Linked DNA regions of Homo sapiens: region 1 is linked to region 2. A link is a contact called in ENCODE Hi-C or POLR2A ChIA-PET data. All regions are on one chromosome and are shown on one strand. The core of a region is the stretch at or near the end of the contact, and the rest is flanking DNA. Distances in the headings are between cores, read along the strand shown. Region 1 has its middle 110 kb from the start of LINC01747. Region 2 has its middle 32 kb from the start of LINC01747.

The links. Hi-C counts contacts between places; a loop is a spot of excess contacts on that map. ChIA-PET counts read pairs that join two places held with the same protein, here RNA polymerase II (POLR2A). Pooled maps may share reads with other maps.
Region 1: a map of endothelial cell of umbilical vein shows a loop between it and region 2 (7-fold over the local background). The contact joins two enhancer-like sites. A Hi-C loop is called at or near these places in 6 of 168 maps with a recorded cell type or tissue (Calu3, PC-9, ascending aorta and 3 more) and 4 of 50 pooled maps. POLR2A ChIA-PET finds 5 or more read pairs at or near these places in 1 of 52 experiments (GM12878).

The regions. Positions count from the first base shown.
Region 1 is chr20:22,794,501-22,798,593 of GRCh38, reverse strand. No RefSeq gene overlaps it. Among named protein-coding and RNA genes, the nearest start is that of LINC01747, 110 kb to the right of the region's middle. Within about 2 kb of position 2,518, at least 14 of the 41 ENCODE cell types and tissues checked have a DNase peak (open chromatin) inside an H3K27ac peak, as active enhancers do; they include PC-9, ascending aorta and endothelial cell of umbilical vein, where a contact is called at or near this core.
Region 2 is chr20:22,714,909-22,719,199 of GRCh38, reverse strand. No RefSeq gene overlaps it. Among named protein-coding and RNA genes, the nearest start is that of LINC01747, 32 kb to the right of the region's middle. Within about 2 kb of position 2,324, at least 9 of the 41 ENCODE cell types and tissues checked have a DNase peak (open chromatin) inside an H3K27ac peak, as active enhancers do; they include PC-9, ascending aorta and endothelial cell of umbilical vein, where a contact is called at or near this core.

The sequences.
Region 1 (4,093 bases), core at 1,269-3,768, 79 kb before region 2:
CCTCAGGCAGGCACCGATATGCTCTCTATCACCACAGTTCAGTGAATTTCAACTTTAAAATATTAAAGGTTGAATTCAGTCAAGTAGATAATAACGGTGTTTGGGGGATATAATTTGCTGAACTATGCTGTCTTTTTTTTATCAAAATCATTTTTTTTCATCACTTCTATGAGTAATGAAGAGAGAAAGTCAGCTTCAGAATTGCTGGGTTTCTCCTGACTCTAGTATGCGTGAGGGGAGAGGTGGAATGGGAGGGCAAATAAAAGTTGAGGTCAATTTGAAATTTGGAATGACCTCTGCTGTAAAATTTCCAGAAAAACAAATTTAAGACTCATTCATTAAATTAGGGAAAGCACCTTCAACTCTAATTTGATCTTTATTTTATCTTCTTGGAATTTTGACAGTCATATTGAATTATGGCCAGATCTTTAACTCCTATCTGGGTTAACCCTGGGAAGCAGGATCCACAAGAGATGCACGAGTTGTTCATCGAGCCAGTCAATTGCTCAGCAAATATTGATAGGGTTGCCCTCTGTGCACTAAGGGCTATCCTATATTCTGACAGCGAGAGGAAGCACCTCTTCATGGGCAGTACATGCCTGTGTAGATACGTAATAGCAAGTCAGAACACAGCTGAGCAAGGGAAAAGCCGAGGTTGCAGAGAGAATCTGGCCTGTATTCTCTTACGCAGGCCAGAAACAGGAGACATGATGGAGACAACCGCTGGAGAAGGGCTGTCTGTGAAGGTCATCTCTAAGCTGATTCTGAATGACCCAAAATGAGCTAAGAGGGCACAGATTGGAGGATCATAGCAAACAGAAAGCATTGTTTGTGCAAAGGCCCTGAGGCTGCAATAAGCATGTCGCATTTCAGACCTGAGAGCAAGTCAGGGTTGCCAAACATAGAGGGTGGGGATCAGGAAATGGGTGTTCAGAGGGAGGTCCATATCCCAGGGGGAGAGGGGTTAGAATTCATTTTATATTCTATGGGAAGCCATCAGTGGATTCTAGACTGATTACCATTTTCAAAACTTTACTCTGAATGTTAAGAGGGGTGATTAGATTGTAGAGGAGCAAGAAGCACAAGCAGAATCCACTCTGTCACCCAAGAGAGAGATGATGATGTCTTGGATCAGTGGTGCAGATGCAGCGGCCCGCTTCACATCTATTTGGAAGATAAAGTGAGTAGGATTTACTGACATCAAAGGTGTCTCAAGAATAACAACCACATTTTGTCATATAAGGTATCTGAAGTCCAGGAAGAGGTAATCTCAGAGATATGAGTTGAGAACTTGCCAACTTTTACAGGATGTCTAAAAACCAGTGGAGTGCATGAGGTCAGCCAGGAAGCATGTTTAGAACAAAAGGAGAAGGTGGCATTTTGTATTCTGCATTTGGAAGACGAAGAGAGGTAGAGGACAGCAAGGGAGATGAGAAGAAGTGGCCAGTAAGATTGAAGCAAAATGGAGACATCATGACATCATGAAAGCCAAAAAAATAAAGCATTTAAAAAATATTAATTTGGAAAAAAAAATATTAATTTGGGGAAGTAAATTCCAGAAAAAATGTTTGTGCTTACTAGTGACCACTCGTCACCAGTGACTGGTGTGAATCAGGCTGGTATAATGTCAAGCAGAAGAATATGCTTGAGTGGCTCCCTGTGCTGCCATCTTGTTCTCAACCCCACAGGCCCTGTGATTCTCCACCCTCCTTGCACTGTTCAGATTTTCTGCTTTGCACATAGAACACATGGTTCCATTTCAACATTTGCTTATTTTTCTCTTTTTATTCCATCCTCGTATCTCTGGAAAAGTGAGATTTGGCATAGTTAGCATGCAGCAAATGTTTTATTGGCTTCATGATCTCATGGTGTAACACTCGGGTTTAGTTGAAGAATCTCGAGTCCCAGTGCATGCACTTGTTGGGAGAAAATTTCGTGGTCAGCCAATAGTCATTCCTGTTTCATTTTACATGTTTGCTCTTAAGAAAACATTCTCTTATGCAGGCCAGAAACAAAGAAATATAGGAAGTCACAGGAGAATGGTTTTTGGAAATGATTCTTATTCAGACATATGGTATCATTCCTAACCCTGGATTGTTTTCCTCCTGCATTTGCATTTCACCTCTCTAGAGCTAATCTCTTTCAGTATTTTCTTAAAACCCACGTATGCTAAATGATAAATGCTGGTTAGGAGCAGAGTTGTTTTTGTGTTTGTTTGCTTTCCTGTTTTGTTTTTAAGACGTGCCCTTGGTATATAGTGACTAGATGGTTAAGTTCACCAAGGAGTCTCCCTGTTAGAACCGATTTTGTTTCTACATATTTTATTATTATCTTTTGAGGAGAAGCATATTTTTGTGGTTGCATAGCGTTGACCACTTGCTTTACTGATGATCCCTTAACTGGTGACACAAGGCATGTGATGTCATCAGGGAAAAATGCCAACCTCCAGCAAAACATTAGCTTCTCTATCCATGTTTGAGCAACTTGGAAACAATTTTCCCGATATGATTCAACTACAAAAAATTAACAACACAAACATTCCCAGTGGCGGCCTCTGCCCTTGTTCTATGGCTTGGCCTTTGCTTAGGAACGTGGGAGCCACTTGCTTCCCTGGGAAGTCTGAGGCAATTACATTACCTTGAGCCAGACAAAGAGAGACAAGAGACAAAGACATTTTTCTCTCACAGGCTCTGCCTTGCTCTCTTCTAAAGAAGAGTGCACTAACACTCCTTTCACTTGGTTTCTACTCACAGATTGTCACTTCCTCTCAGCGCTTATGGACCAAGGGACATATTGGAAGAACAAGACTCTGTTGCCTTGCCGTAGTTATTTGCACACAGATCATCAGCAATCTCCTTGTTACCAAACCTCATGGCCCCATCTCAGTTCTGCCTTCACTGGTGTCTCTGTAGCATTCGAAGTTATCTGACTCCTGGCTCTCCTCCCACCTCTCTCCTCCTTCACGAGCTCCCTTCCTCTGTCTGCTTCTTCAGTGCCTGTCTGGTTAAGTTCCTGACCTCAGTGTCGTTTCCTCCTCACAGTCCCCTTCTGGTGACATCCACTCCCATGGCTTCTCTCTGACACTTTGCTGGGTCCCCTGTTGGCATGCCAGCCTTGCTCTGTCTCTATACTCATCACATAAAACTGTCACTGGACTGGATGCACCTGGATGCATCCATTCATTTGCTTATTTACTTGCTCGTCCATTTAATTAATAGCTATGAATGCTTACTTGGGAGTGCAAATAAGAAGCACAACCCCTTTTCTCACCCACTGAGGCAGTGTTTGTGACCACAGCTACCTTCAACTCAAAATGGTCATCATAGCTCAGTATCTTGGGCCTTAAAACTGCTCACCTCTATATGAATGTTCCCCAGTACTCAAGACCTCAATCCAATCAATTCATCTCCAAACTCCGGCAATTCTATTTTCTGTTTCTTGAATTGGTCACTTTCCTTCATCATAATTTCTGCTACCACCACCCCTTGGTGAAGCTACTCCCAACTTTTGCCTGAATTAAGGTGACCCCACCCTTCTATATTCCTCTTTGTGGCTTTCTATTATTGTCTTAGGATAAAGTCCAGTTTCCCTAATCTGGTGTCTGGGGCTCCTAAGACTTGTCCCTACCACCTTCCCAGCTTCCTGCCTGGATGTTCTTTAATGAGATGCCACAGCAGCCACACCACAGACTCCTTTCAGTTGCCAGCATGCACTTGGCTGTTCTTTCACCTGATGCCTTTGCACACAGTGTCCCCCCGACTCCTCTTCCCCACTGCACTTCTGACCCTTGGCTTCTAGTCTTTTCCTTCCCCTTTTCAGTTGTTCTGTTGGTTTTCCCTTTTCCCTCCATAATCAGCTTCTCTTTTCTAACTATGCTCACTCTCCAGGTGATGTCATTCAGCCTCAGCACTTTAAAAAACATCTATACATTAATAACTCTCACTGTTATTCCCTTGCTAACTCCCACTTGTCCCTTAGGTCTCAAGTTCCACATCACTCTCTCTAGGATGCCTCCTTTAATTCTTCAGGACTGAGGTTTGGAAAAACCTCCAATTTTCCTCAGTCCCCACACTCACCCTTAACATGACACATT
Region 2 (4,291 bases), core at 1,075-3,574:
TAGTGGGAGCTGTGCCCATAGACCACACTTCCCCCACTGCAACTCTGCTCCAAGAGCAAGTTTGAGAAACAAGATTCCCCATGCATGTAACCATATTGAGAGCTCTGAGAAGACCTAGAGTAAAGCAGAATAAAACAAAGAAAGCATTGACAGAGGAGCACCAGGGAGCATCCCTCAAGTCCTCCTCCAAATGCACTCTTGGGGAAACCTGCGCAGAAGTGTGGCCCTTGGAGCAGTCGTTCTGAACCAGGATCCACTCTGGGTTCTGGAAATCATGAGCTTTCTAAAGTCACATTTCGTGCCTTCTTTATGAAGCAAAGGTCCTTGCGTCATGAGGCTCACAAAGGGATCCCAGACCCTGAAAGAAGCCAAAACAACTGCACTTGGTGGGTTTTTCTAAGGGACAGTCTAATGTGTTCTTGATGAGTGTTAAATTTGAATGCATAACATCATCTCTTCATACATTTATCTTTCAGTGTTGTCTCTCACTTTAAAGATCTTACCTCACAAATTATAAGACAGACCAAATTCCCATTTTAAATCCAGGCACAAAGGAATCTTGAAAAGCAAGTGGCTAAATCAAGAACACATAGAGAGAGAGAGGGTGGTCTACCCTTCACGCGCATGTGGCCAACCTGGAGGAGCTTGCAATTTTAAAGATTCACATTCAGCAGATCTTTCCACTTGGCTCTCTCATCTACTCAGGATTCTGCAGAAGGTTGAATGAACTGTCCTTGTTCCACTGTGCATCTCAGGGGAAGGTCAGCTAGCAACTCCAGATTACACGGGTGCAGTGTCTACTGCGTAACCCAAGCAAGCATGTCATCATTGAAACGAAGAACCAAGTCTTAAAAATTAATGCCCCGAGGTTCAGACTGAGGGCTCTATTCTGGTCTGATCTGAGACCAAAGGGAAGGCCTTGGTATCTTATAAAAAGAAGCTTAGGCTTTATATACATACATTGTTTTTCATCGTGGCCTCACATTTGTATTATTTTATTTTATATATTTGATTTTATTCATTTATATTATTTACAGCTCATTTACAACTCATTTTATTGGTATTTTTCTTTCTGTTTAGCACACTTCCTAGTACACAAAATTGTAGCATGCATAATAATAAAATATTTGGTTTTCTTATTAAATAATAACGCATGCCATGGTAAAACACTGGAAACTAAGAATCACCATCATTCCGACATCTCAGAGGTAACTATGGTTTACACAGACAGAGCTTTGAAGAAGCAGCTCTTCTGCCCTTTCTGGAGTCTCAAGTCCTGTGTCGCTTCTTCCCCATATTAGAGAGAGATCTACACTATACATCTCAACTTGTCTGAAGTGCCTGTGAGTTTAATACATAGCTGTAGAGCGTAAATGTTCAGTTCTCCAGACTTGAGCAAAATATACTGGGAAATTGTCCTTTTACAATACATTACCAGGAAATATCCCTATAACAACTGCGGAAGGGTGTGTAACCATGGCTATTCTACACTTCAGCGCTGCATCCACCCAGTTCTGAGTCACTGAATTCCCTCCTTATCAGCCTCCTGACCTTCAGAGTTCTGCTCCTGACCCCATCTGCACCCTCCCCTCCTCAACCAACGCTGACTTCACCCAGTCCTGTAAATCCTCCAGCTTCTGACCAAATTGCATTTGAGGACAAGGAAAAGGGACAGAGTCTGGATTTCAAATGTAGATAATGAAACTTTAGCTGAACTGATCAAGGAAAAAGGAGACAACTCTAATTTCTAATATCAGGAATGGAAAAGGAAGCAACAGTGTAGATTTTGGAGACATCAAAAGAATGGTCAGAGTACATTATGGTCAGCTTGATGTCAATAAATTGCACAGCTTAGATGATATGGACAAATTCCTTGAAAAATATAACTTAAGAAATGTATAAAAAAGGAAAAAATACTTGGAATATGAATCATCCCACTCAAGGTTCCAGAGCTTAGAAATAAATCCAACAGCTTCAGGGGAAAATATGAGGAGAGTGAGGAGTGGCTCTAGATGGAAAGGAAATAGCAAGTGTCTCAAAACTGTGTTTGGTGTAGTTCCCAGAATCAACAAAGCAGAGGCCGTTGAGTGTGTTACATATTTTAGATTTGGGGAGGGTATGTCTTCGATTAGATCAAATTGGGGAATGTAATGTTTGACCTTCATGACTCCCACCTGTGAAGACTGAACATCGTCTGTTTTGCTAAGTGAAACTCAGCTGGAGGAGAGTGCAGAACGAGGAAGAGAAGCAAGCAGTCAGAGGCCACAGTGATGATGTGGTGGGGTGGAAGCCAGGAACCACACAGTGCCCGCTGAAGGACCCACCTGCACATGGCCTCCAGCCAAGGCAAGTGGAGTAGTCACAGCCTTCCTTCCTTCCGCAAAGCAAAAACTACAAAAGCTACTTATATCTTCTAAGTTCCTCATAATCATTTGCCTAAAGTATTTGCAGTTATTCAGGTATTGAATAGTTTCTACAGGAGTTTCTTATAAACTCCAACTTCTACTTATTCCCTTTTATTCCTCTCATTTCTTCAGTCTGTTTCTGTGTATCTGGATTCTGGTGTTACTACCATTGGAGATCATCTTTATTTCAAGGATCTTCACACTTTCATTGCCTTTCCTCTTCTCTTACCCAGGTCCTGTGAACCTTGGGGAGTGTACGATACCTGCTTTTGTGGTAACAACCTTGACAACCTATGTAAAGAAAGAGTTTGGGCTACGATCATTGGCATATAGTTTGGTAGAATGTACAAATGCCTTTTTGTTTCTATTTTATAGACTAAATATGGAAATAAGTGAGGCTAATTTAATTTGTAAAGGCCTCATAGTGGATCAAGAGTTTCACTTTTGGACTGAAATGACATTTTAAGAATTTGCTGGGTAATGAAATATCTTTCAACTTCTCCTTCATATAAATTTAGCTTCCAAACCTGGGATTTATTTTTGTTCTTCTAATTCCTTTGCATAGGAGAGTTTAATAAGATTTGACATTCCAAAGTTCTGCCACAGAACTTTGCTTTGTCCTCCACATTGCTTTGCACAAGATTTTTCTCTAGAGAAAAGGACATAACTATGAGAATGAATTAGTATTTTGGGCAGCAATAAGTATGGAGAGAGAATTTTTAGGGGAGCATCTATATCCACAAGTGAGGTAATCATATAACTTATTACTCTAATTGTGGCATTTTAAAATTATATTTTGAAGCAACTTTAAACTTACAGAAAAGCTGTAAGTACTTCTACAAGTTATAAAAATTTACAAGTACAGAACTTTTTTTTTCCTTGAAGCCATTTAAGAGTAAGTTGCTAAGGCAATGTCCCATCACTTCTGATTATGATAATATATATTTCCTACAAACAAGGTCATTCTCCTACATAACCAAAATAGAACCATCATAATCAGGAAATTAACACTGATGCATTACCCCATCTAGTCCTGAGATTTCATTCAGGTTTTATCAATTACTTCAGTAATTTTTTTGTAGAAGAATGATGCAGCTCAGAATCACAGGTTGCATTTATTCAACATGTGTTTTTAATTGCCTACAATCTGGAAGAGTCCCTTGGTCTCCCCTTGACTTTCATGACTCCAACATTTTGAAGAGTACAGACTATAGCATGTCCCTTAATTTTATTAGTCTAATGTTCTCTCATGATTAAATGCAGGATATGCATCTCCAGCAGGAATATCACATACACGATGCTGTGTTCTTCTTATTCCATCCTATCAAGTTGTACATGCTTTCGACTTGTCCTGTGGCTGATGAGTTAGGTTTTGTCGTCAAATTCAGGTGATGTCTGCCATACTTCTCCACTGTAAAGCTACCTTTTTCCCCTTTGTAATAAATATGTATACTAAGGGGAGTATTTTTTGACTATGTAAATATTCTTTATTTTTTCAAGCGTGTTTGGCCCCACCTTATAGCTTATAGTTTTATTTGTATAGAAATTAGAGGGAAAGGAAGAAAAGAGAAACAGGGAAAGAAGAAACCTAACCGGGACAAATATTTAAAGGCATAGATTGAGACTGTGTTGGGAAAATAAACAAATGGTCATTGTGGCAGGTAGCCTCTAAAATGGCACTTGCTGATGCCTGCCTCCTGATATTCTCATCCCTAGGTAATTTCCTTCCCGTGAGTGGGTGTTGGATCTAGTCACTTCCTTCTAATGAACAGAATATGGCAGAAGTGATAGGGCATCACTTTCTAGTGTAGGTTGTAAAAAGACTGTGGCTTTCATTCCTCTTGAAAACTGGCACAAGACAAGGATGCCCTCTCTCAACACTCCTA